Linked DNA regions of Homo sapiens: region 1 is linked to region 2. A link is an interaction called in ENCODE POLR2A ChIA-PET data of the cell type or tissue named here. Cell type or tissue: PC-9. All regions are shown on one strand. Links, peaks and the distances in the headings refer to the core of each region. The heading gives the core; the rest is flanking DNA.

What was found. ChIA-PET counts read pairs that join two places held together with the same protein. Peaks named below come from ENCODE experiments on the same cell type or tissue, not always from the same donor. Only the 100,000 strongest peaks of a DNase experiment are listed, where the experiment ranks them.
Region 1: POLR2A ChIA-PET joins it to region 2 with 5 read pairs; 2 of 35 experiments call an interaction of 5 or more read pairs at or near these places.

Annotation. Positions count from the first base shown.
Region 1 is chr3:149,781,487-149,786,871 of GRCh38, reverse strand. All of the region lies in intron 2 of ANKUB1 (ankyrin repeat and ubiquitin domain containing 1), which reads left to right. Among named protein-coding and RNA genes, the nearest start is that of ANKUB1, 8.4 kb to the left of the region's middle. In PC-9, for the core only: no CTCF peak of the experiment used is centred there; a DNase peak (open chromatin) is centred at 3,121; H3K27ac peaks cover 1,364 bases.
Region 2 is chr3:149,471,134-149,476,518 of GRCh38, reverse strand. It overlaps TM4SF4 (transmembrane 4 L six family member 4), which reads right to left and starts at 1,822. Exons shown (of 5, transcript NM_004617.4): 1 at 1,468-1,822; 2 at 607-696. The coding sequence starts at 1,641. In PC-9, for the core only: no CTCF peak of the experiment used is centred there; DNase peaks (open chromatin) are centred at 2,678 and 4,270; H3K4me3 peaks cover 279 bases; H3K27ac peaks cover 2,532 bases.

The DNA.
Region 1 (5,385 bases), core at 227-5,226, 310 kb before region 2:
ATCTTTGACAAACCTGACAAAAACAAGAAATGGGGAAAGCATTCCCTATTTAATAAATGGTGCTGGGAAAACTGGCTAGCCAAAGTAGAAAGTTGAAACTTCCTTACACCTTATACAAAAATTAATTCAAGATGGATTAAAGACTTAAATGTTAGACCTAAAACCATAAAAACACTAGAAGAAAACCTAGGCAATACCATTCGGGACATAGGCATGGGCAAGGACTTCATGACTAAAACACCAAAAGCAATGGCAACAAAAGCCAAAATTGATAAATGGGATCTAATTAAACCAAAGAGTTTCTGCACAGCAAAAGAAACTACCATCAGAGTGAAGAGGCAACCTACAGAATTGGAGAAAATTTTTACAATCTACCCATCTGACAAATGGCTAATATCCAGAATCTACAAAGAACTTAAACAAATTTGCAAGAAAAAATCAAACAACCCCATCAAAAAGTGGGCAAAGGACATGAACAGATGCTTCTCAAAAGAAGACATTTATGCAGCCAAAAGACACATGAAAAAATGCTCATCAGGCTGGGAGCGGTGGCTCACGCCTGTAATCCCAGCACTTTGGGAGGTCGAGGTGGGTAGATCATGAGGTCAGGAGCTCGAGACCATCCTGGCTAACACAGTGAAACCCCGTTTCTACTAAAAGTACAAAAAATTAGCCGGGCGCGTTGGCGGGTGCCTGTAGTCCCAGCTACCGGGGAGGCTGAGGCAGGAGAATGGTGTGAACTCAGGAGGTGGAGCTTGCAGTGAGCCGAGATAGCACCACTGCACTCTGGCCTGGGCGAAAAAGCGAGACTCTGTCTCAAAAAATAAATAAATAAATAAATAAATAAAAGCTCATCATCACTGGCCATCAGAGAAATGCAAATCAAAACCACAATGAGATACCATCTCACACCAGTTAGAACGGTGATCATTAAAAAGTCAGGAAACAACAGGTGCTGGAGAGGATGTGGAGAAATAAGAACACTTTTACACTGTTGGTGGGACTGTAAACTAGTTCAATCATTGTGGAAGACAGTATGGAGATTCCTCAAGGATCTAGAACTGGAAATACCATTTGACCCAGCCATCTCTTTACTGGGTATATATACAAAGGATTATCAATCATGCTGCTATAAAGACACATGCACATGTATGTTTATTGCAGCACTATTCACAACAGTAAAGACTTGGAACCAACCCAAATGTCCATCAGTGATAGACTGGATTAAGAAAATGTGGCACATATACACCATGGAATACTATGCTGCCATAAAAAAGGATGAGTTCATGTCCTTTGTAGGGACATGGATGAAGCTGGAAACCATCATTCTCAGCAAACTATGGCAAGGATAGAAAACCAAACACCACATGTTCTCACTCATAGGTAGGAACTGAACAATGAGAACACTTGGACACAGGGTGGGGAACATCACACACTGCGGCCTGTCGTGGGGTTGGGGGAAGGGGGAAGGACAGCATTAGGAGATATACCTAATGTAAATGACGAGTTAATGGGTGCAGCACACCAACATGGCACATGTATACATATGTAACAAACCTGCACGTTGTGCACATGTACCCTAGAACTTAAAATGTAATAAATAATAATAATAATAATAAAGAACATTGTATTAACTTTTCCTTCTTTGGAAAAGAACTCTTACGGAAGCCATAATCAATATTTTCTATGGTATATACCTCCAATTTCTATTAATACAGGAGCCAGTCCTGACGATTTATTGCTGATGGTGTTGCGGTTCACTGTGTTCCTATAAACCATAGCATGAGGCACTGCAAAAGTGTATGTTTTTGTACAACATGCAGAGGCACTATCACTTTTGCCCCCTTCATTTTAACCTGTGTTATCATGGAAACGATTGCTTAAGTTTTGTCCACTGTTTTCACCCAGTGCTTAGAATAGTACTAGATAAGATATATAGTAGGCTGTACATAAATAGGTATTAAATAAATGAATTGATAAAGGTTTGAGAGGTAAAGTATGGAAATTAACAAGATGGTATATGATTGTCTGCAATTCATAGCAAGGTACTGAGATGCATTTCAGGGATCCATTCTCTCCCTTACTGTGGCATATCCCATTTTTCTCTACTCTTAGGGCAAAGCACTCCCCAGTATTCTTGGCTTTTCCCCTGACCAACATCATGGTTCTTAGTTGGAAGCAGCAGAAACAAAGTCTAGATAATTTAAGCAGAAAATAAGTATTGAAAAGCTATTGAGTAGTTTTCGGAAGATTGGAGAATCAGTCTTAGAGATTATGCAGCCAGAAACAACATCTAAAGCACGCCCCAGAACTAATCTGGGAAGGTCACCACTACAGGCAACACTGAGCCCTCAAAACAGGCACTGGACATGCTGCCAGCCCTGCTGCCAGGCCGGCAACTTCAGAAATGCCATTGCCTAGAGACTTTCCTGTGTCTGTTGCTTCTCTGCCTTATTGGCTCGTAATTCAAAGTTGGGGTGGATAGGTAGGTCTGATTGGGAGCACCCTGTCACATGTCCATGCTCTACTGCAAAGGGGGCAACTATCCAGCAGGTTGTGCTTTTCAGAGCGTGAAATGGGCTCAGCCTCCCTAGGACTCCTTCTGGTTTCCCTGCCTCCTTCTATAACCAGACTTGTACCAACCAAGTGCTGGGGTCAAAACATAGTTAATCCCTCCTGACATCCCTGGAATGTTGTGAAAAGTTGTTTTATGCTGAGAGATTGAGTTAACTGTAGTACCATTGAGTAGATGTTTATCAGATAAGTTAGAGAAGTTTGTACTATCTTGACAAGTCTAAATTTGATTCAAAATGATAAACATTTTAGCTTTCGAGAGGTACTGTTAATGTATAAACACCAAAATCCAATATATGTGGTTTTACATTTATGCATTTTTATACACAAAAACATGTATAAACATGTTTCTTTAAAATTTACACATGAAAGCATGTTTCTTAAAAATGGCCCTCTTTTCTAAGATGAGTCATAACAAAAGGTATGAAAAGAATCTGGTGAAGAAAGGTGTTCCAATTCAGTGTCCAAGACTCCATGGATAATCTCTCCAGAATGACTACCACACAAGAGGAGAAGTTTATGGAGACATCTCACTGGAATTCATTTGGTTCAACAAAAACAAATATTACTTCCCCTTTTGTTCACTCTGGAATAGTTCAGCAAGCTTCTGCTTACTTAGTGCTGTAACTCCAAAACAGCAAAATATAAAAAAGCAGAACTTGAGAAAAAATACAGCAGTACATTCAAAACTTTCATTAACTTGTTTTCTTTCAGTCAGTTCTGTTTAGCTTTTCCTTTCTTATTGTTAAAGTACATGTATGAATTTACAGTAAGTTTGCATTTGTTTTTTGAAGGTAAGCATGGAATTATTCTCATGAGATAGAACGTATTTGTTTTTATTGAAAAGTAAGATACTTTGTGTATATCTCTTGGGTTGGTTTGTTTGCATCTCAGTTTGTTTATAAAGGAAAAAGTCTAATTTTGTACATGTCCAACAATGATTTGTGTGTGGTATTATTATTTAATAGCGTCTGACTTCGTTGGTTGTGACTGACCAGCCTTCTGTGATTCAGAATACTTGGGGAGGAGTATCATATAGACAGAGAGGTAGAGATGCCTTCTCTTATGTGGATAAGGTGGATTAGCAAGTTGCTATTAATTGGCATCTACCTACTCCCTCGTCATACAACCAAATTAGAAAATATCGACAACTAATGTGCCTCACTAGAACTCAAAATGGGTTTTCCCATAAAAACAAGGTTTATACAAAGGTGAGTATGTAGAGTTAAAAAGTGCAATGAGAACTATTATCCAGATACATTATTGATTAAAAAGGCCTGGGATGTCATTCAACATTTATTATTTATTTATGTGATAAAAAGTTCCTGAGCGCTTAAAAAAAAAATGAACAGACTCAGTAGGTGTTAATTTTCTTGAGACTTAAGAACCTGGCTTCATTAATAATTAGTAATATTTTCTTCCTTGCACTTTTTATTTTCATCTAAAGATTGTCAGATCAGCTGGGCACAGAAGCTCACTCCTGTAATCCCAATACTTTGGGAGGCTGAGGTGGATGGATTGCTTGAGGCCAGGGGGTCCAGACCAGCCTGGACAACATAGCTAGGCCCTGTCTCTACAAATAAGAATTTAAAATGTAGCTGGGTTTGGTGGTGAGTGCCTGTACTTGGGAGGCTGAGGTGGGAGGATTGCTTGAGTCTAGGAGTTTGAGGTTACTGTGAGCTCTGATAGTGCCACTGTACTTCAGCCTGGGCAACAGAGTGAGACCCTATCTCAAAAAAATTGCCAGATATTTTGCAGTTCTCCCTTATTACTTGTTCCAGAGTCAGTTATATGTATACTAAGTTATACATGCTTATCTTTATAGATATAAGTATACGATTATTCATATTCTGAGAAGCTTCTTTTTAACTTATCTAACCTCACACACCTAGTTAACTTAAGAGTGACTTGAGAGCTGGGAATGGAGGAGAATTCTTTCCCCAGCTACTCAGGAGGTGGGAGACTGCTTGAGCCCAGAAGTTCAAGACCAGCCTGGGCAACATAGTGAGCCCTAGACTCTAAAAAAAAATTTTTTTTTTAAAGAGTGACTTGGGACTCTGTTATTTTGTTTGCATGTTATTCTATTTGGATTTATTTTGTCATTTGTTTGCATTTAATTTGTTATTTGCATTTAATTCTAAATATAAATTAGGAATTTTTAAAGAAATAAAAAAGAGCTATTACATAAAATATAATTTTTCTCTCTTTCCCACTATCTTTTTATTCAGTTTTCATAGGAATTTCTGCCTGCCCGTAAATATTATCTACATTAGCTTGAACAGATACTTCCCTTATGGAACCATAGGAAAGCACGGCGTGGCAAAAGTGAAAGAGTCAATCCTATGTCCTTTAAATTTGTATTGCATGTGTTTATGAGAAACTATCATGAAAAATTGTTCTAAGCACTTTAGGCTCAGTGGGCAGCTCAGCTTGCTGATCTGGCTTCATGCACAGCCACAGAGGGACTGAAACTGTTCCTAATCACTTCAGTCACTGAAATGGGCCCTAGATCAAAGTACTGCAGCCTTAAATTTCATCAGTAACATCACTCCTCAAAGGCTTTTTGAAAAAGGTCTGCATGTTGACCATATTACTGCAATGTGTTATGTGGGAGAGGAGCATTTAATTTATTATAAGTCTGCAGGACTGGGGGGGCCCTGGAGGAACCAGAGAGGGATTCTGATGGAAGAAATAGAGGAAGGAAACAAAGGAGGGGCAAGACAGCATTGACAGGTTGGAGCCCCCTGAAGAACCTGAAGGCCAGATACCAGGTTCTGAGAGAGTCCCGCATTCATGGGCATTCCGTGATGG
Region 2 (5,385 bases), core at 162-5,161:
TTCCACTGCACTCTGGAACTTTGATGCCTAACGTCTCTAGTTCAAGATCGATGGCCGCATGAAACAAGAGAGGAAACAGAAGTCCTGAAGCAGAGCCTGGTGGAAGCCAGAGGCGCTGGGCCTCAGAAATAGAGAACATGGAAGTGGTGTGAGTGAGGAACCTAGAAGCCTACTGGGGAGGGGAGGATACCATCTTTTGTCCTGTCCCAAGTCCCCTTTGCAGATGAGGCAATTCAGGGCCAGAAAAGGGAAATGACTTGTCCAAGTTCTTATGGCCTCTCAGTGGCAGAGGAATGCTGCAGCTTCATCTCTGCCTTCCAGGCTTGCATTCTGTATATGGGACCCCTCTGAATCTCCAGTTCTGACATCCCTGTCGGTTTGTAAAATCTAATACAATATTCATACCCTATAAGTATGAGGGCTATGGTATTTTGGAAAATTATTATTATTTCACACTGGCAGGAAAAATCACAGTTTTATCCCTTCACCAGCTGCTCCCAGAGTCCTGGCTGGAGCTGATAACTTGTCTCCATCCCCATGCTGCCCAGCACAAAAGCACAGAGCACCCTGGAGTAATTCTAGTAGCTGCCCCCCATGGTAACTCACCGCAAATCGCTTCCCACAGCCCTCGTTGCCGCAGCACCCACAGCAGTCATTGTTCTTCAGGCCCAAGAACACCAGCGCAGGGAAGATCATCTACCAGGAGAAGAGGCACCTCAGAGAGAGTCCAGGAGTTGAAGGGAGGGCCCGAGCCTGCCTGACTGTATAAGGAGCCCCATCCACAATGAGGGATTTGGAGGCCCAAAGGGAATGGCAAAGTAACAGAGCATGGCTGGAGGGGTAATGGAGTGTTATGGAGTACTTAGATTCCATTTGGGCTGACTAACCAGCTTCAATGAGGCAAGATTTCAAAATCTGAGTTTCCATTTAGATGGTGTGTTAGAAAAAAGAATAACAAACTTTTCCTCAATTGTCATGAAGAGTGAGTCTCTCTCCCTTTCACTCTCTCAAACGGAGGTTCCCAATTCTATTGGAAACCAGAGGTAAAGAAATCATTAGGTCCTAAGTGGAAGACGACCACACTGACAACAGCTTCTCATGGTGGTTTTAAGTCAATTTGCTTTTCTAGTGGGTTTGCATCGTGGGTTTGTTGTTGTTATTGTTTTGGGCACTATCTTGTTGGAATCAAGAAACTATGCGACCTTCACTTCGGTTCATGGGACTCAAATGACCCATGAGAACTGTCAGCCCAAGCTTAGAGATTAATTACTTAGTAAATTTAGCTGACGTGTCCTTGTCAGATCCTAACAGAAACGAGAAAAAAATTAAGGCATTGACCTCTCACCATGCAATGCTTGAGCTTCTATTACCAACTAAATATCTCCCTGTTCAATAAGTACCTGATTTAAAAAGGATTGTGGGGAAGGGAAAATCTCCCTTAGGGGGATTTTAAGCTTCCCTACTCACCAAGACACCGCTTCCTAATATTCCTCCGAAAAACCAGATCTCTTGGGAAAGGTGGTCGTTGTCATCTATCACTTTTCCTCCAGGAAAAAATAACAGGATGTTAGCCAGGAAGCCAAAAAAAGCAAGGGGAATGAGGGTCCCCCCCAGGCATCTGGCACAGCCCCCAGTGCACATTCTGGGGTGGTACGACACAGGTCAGCAATCAAAAGCTCCTCACTGCCTCCTTCACGGGGCCTCTTCAAGGGTTTTTGGCCAGAGAGTCCTTGTAATTGTCTCCAATTCAATCAGTATTTTGGGGCTGAGAACCAAATTTCTGTGAACTGTGTCCTTGGAGTTGCTTCAGCTTCTCAAAAATAGCAGAACCTCGATGGCAATGGACATTTATACATTCTCCCTGACCTGAAGTGCTTTGTTTTTTGCACCCCCATAAATGAGATTACGTTCAGAGCAATCATTCAATCGTTTTGCCATGGAGACCAATAACCTCTGTTAATAATCCACCAGCACAGACAAGACACTCACATTGTTGCAATCGAAGACAGGGCTGGAACAAACAGCATTTAGAACCACTGCACCTTTAATCTGACAGTGCCCATGCCCAAATAAAGAAATATTTTCTCCAGACTCTTTATAAATCACTAATATAATTGAGTTACATCCTGGTTAAAATCATGTCTCCCAAGTACTTAATGGTGTACAGTGCGTGTCTTTGTCTTTTCCACTGAAAGCCTGGAATTCAGGGTTATCCAAAAGAGCTTCTGTTTTCCTCAATATCAAAATAATTTGATGGTCTAGTTGTGTATCATTGAGCTCAGACTTAAAAGAATTGTTTAAGGCAAAAAGCTACTGTTCATTTTATTGTCTGATTGCTGTGTTTCTCTACTTGTTACGCAATTAAGTAATTAAGTTCTATCTTTTCCCTACACGATGTGATGGAATTAGCAAAAACAGTTTTCCTAATCAACTTTCTCAGCTATGTCTTCCATATAGGAATAAAGAAACCATCATCCACTAAGGCTAAGGGGAAAGGAAGGTCAGCATTGGTAGAGAGGGAGAGAAAAGGTCCTGATGAGTTGACTGGGGAGAAGACACAGTTGGAAGAGCAGTTATAGAGTGCAGGAGGCAGTAAAACACACCCCTATTAGAAAGTTTGCCAACTGCCAGGGGCATGATTCATTCATTTGCTTTGTGTCACTTAAGAAGTTCTCTGCCACGCCTGGACCAAGCTCTACATTATGCGATGGCCCTGCCTGGTACTGGTATTACATAACAGCTGAAGGATTAAGAGGTGGAACTGGAAGTCTTACTAGTTCTTCATTGAGAATCTAGAGGTTAAAATAGGTCGAATATTTTAGGGAGTCAAATTTTAGCTAAATAAAAAGCAAGTGACATTATTACCATGGTAAGACCTGTCCTACCGTGGAATAGGCCACCTGCTCACAAGGAAGCCATGGACTGGGCTTTGCCAAGGCTCAGAGGCCCTTGGAAAGGGAAGCTGTGGGAAGGATTCCAGAAAAGTCAGACTGGAAAAATGTTGAGGCTCCTTCTAAAATTTCTAAGAAATGAGTACTGGTTGCTTTATAAAGATACTTAGAAATCTCAGGGTCAGGATGAGAAAGAAAGCAGAAAAACAGCAAATGTTTATTGAGCCATGCATAATACTCCAAGCACGAATGAGCACCTTAAATGTTCTTCACCCTTCTGTGAAGAAGGTGTCATGCCCCCTTCACAAGTGGGGATGCTTCTGCTCAAAGTGATTTTTGCAAGCTCATCTCAGCATAAGAAGAAGAGCTAAGATTTTATTTTTTATTTATACATACTATTTTACACATTTATGGGGTACGTGTGATATTTTACATGTGTAGAATATGTAGTGATTAAGCCAGGGTATTTGGGGGTATCCATCACTGAATATTGATCATTTCTATGTGCTGGGAACAATTTAAGTCCTCTCTTCTAGCTACTTTGCAATCTATAATACATTATCACTAACCATGGTCACTTTACTGTAATGTCAAACAACAGAGGTTATCCCTTTGGCTAACTGTATGTTCATACCCATTAGCCTACCTCCTCTCCAGCTCTGTGTTGCCAAAACCCAGGCTATGTTCTCTCTCATAGATTTTCCTTTTTGAAAACAAACAAACAACAAAACATCATCTTTTAAATATAAACAATAGAATGACACTGTGTGTGAGGTATATGCACACAGTAGGAGACCCTTCTGAACACAACAACAAACTGTGATTTTATTCCTTATTACAAAATAATGTGACTTTTTTTGGTAGAAAAATTGGATATACAGACAAGCAAAAGGAAGAAAAAGAAAACCAGCTGTGTTTCCACCAGAAGCAAACAAGGGCTGTCATCACTGTGCTGACAGCTGTTTTCCAACACTCCAGGCAGGTGCAAATGAACTTTATTTATAACCCACTGGCTTCTGACAGGGAGTCTTGAGCATATGAACTCTAAAGGCAACAGTCCTGGGGGTGAGTGGATTGGGTTAATCAAATGCATATGCTACTTAGAGCTAGGCAGCTTCTCTCTGGGGACTGGGCAGCTTTCTCCTTTCTCCCTGGACTACACCGTTTGCTTCTAGAAGTTACCATCATGGCATTTGACCAACACTAGCCCTGTTGTCCTAGATTTTTCAGATGCACAACTGGAGTTACCCATGTATACTGTCTGAGTGACTAGATGAAAGTAAGAAATATTGTGGACCACACTTCAGTTTTCTTTCAAGCCTGAGGTAACTTATTTCCTGGGTAGAGGAAGAGAAACACTGAAAAACAGTCACTTTCCTGGAATGCCCTGACCACTTCAGACTTCAAACACTTGGATAGTGACTAACTCATTAATTGTTCAATTATTAATTGTGCCTTCAGACCTCCAGGCAAGAAGTAGAATATCTAATCTGGAGAGAGGGAATCGTGGGGGGGATGGGAACCTTGGTGAAATTCACTCTCTGGAAGTGTAGCAGGGAGGTCACCAACAGACTGCTTTGGGGGCAAGGGAAAATTGTGTGAGATTCTGGGAATCATTTTTGTGATACTCCTACTTGATAGTTTATTGCTTATTCTGTTCCTCTGGGTGTTTAGCAGTGAAGGCTTTAAACCAAAAAGGCTAACTCCCTTGTTTTCAGAAACAGCAAGAAGGAAGTGGCTGAGGACACTAAGCCCCATTCTGTCACTAGCCTTCTATGGAGACTTCAGAAGTGAGAGCAAATAGTAGCCCTGGAAGGGATAGAAAGACAGGAGGGATCCTTGGGGGAAGAAAAGGAGAAGAATGTGAATATGGGCACTATCTCCATGGACCTCACCGGATGTGAGGTTTGACCATACGGGACTAAGCAGCAGGAAGTCTAGGGGTTCCTTCCAGTGATGCAGGAAGTCAATTCCTCAGCTAACAAGCACAGGAGCAGAAGACATTCACCCTGAAATGGGTGAAGAGCTGTCAATTCAGTGCAATCGATAAGTGTATTGTTACATGCATGGTATGTCCACCAATGTGCCAAATACTGTCCTTGTGAATAAAATAAATCTAAGACTTGCTTTCTGCCCTCAATGATGTTACAACCTTCTACTTGTGACAAGAGACAAGAGAAGCCATACACAGAGGTTAAATGAGTAACTGCCCCTTAGCAGAAGAACAAGACATGGCTTCTTCTGCTTGTCTTAAAGCAGAGCATTCTCATCTATTCACACAGAATATCAGGAAGAAGACAGGGGTCTCCACACATTTGCATTCAAATAAAATTCAGGTCTTCATCTTTGCTTACCTGGATGATGAAAATAGATTGTTAAAAGTGATTTTCCAAAGGAGGAAAAAAATAATAGAAAATATTAGTGGGCATTGCATGTAATAAGAGCCATTTTATGAAATTTTTGTTATGTGTGCATAGATGTTAGGTAATAATGC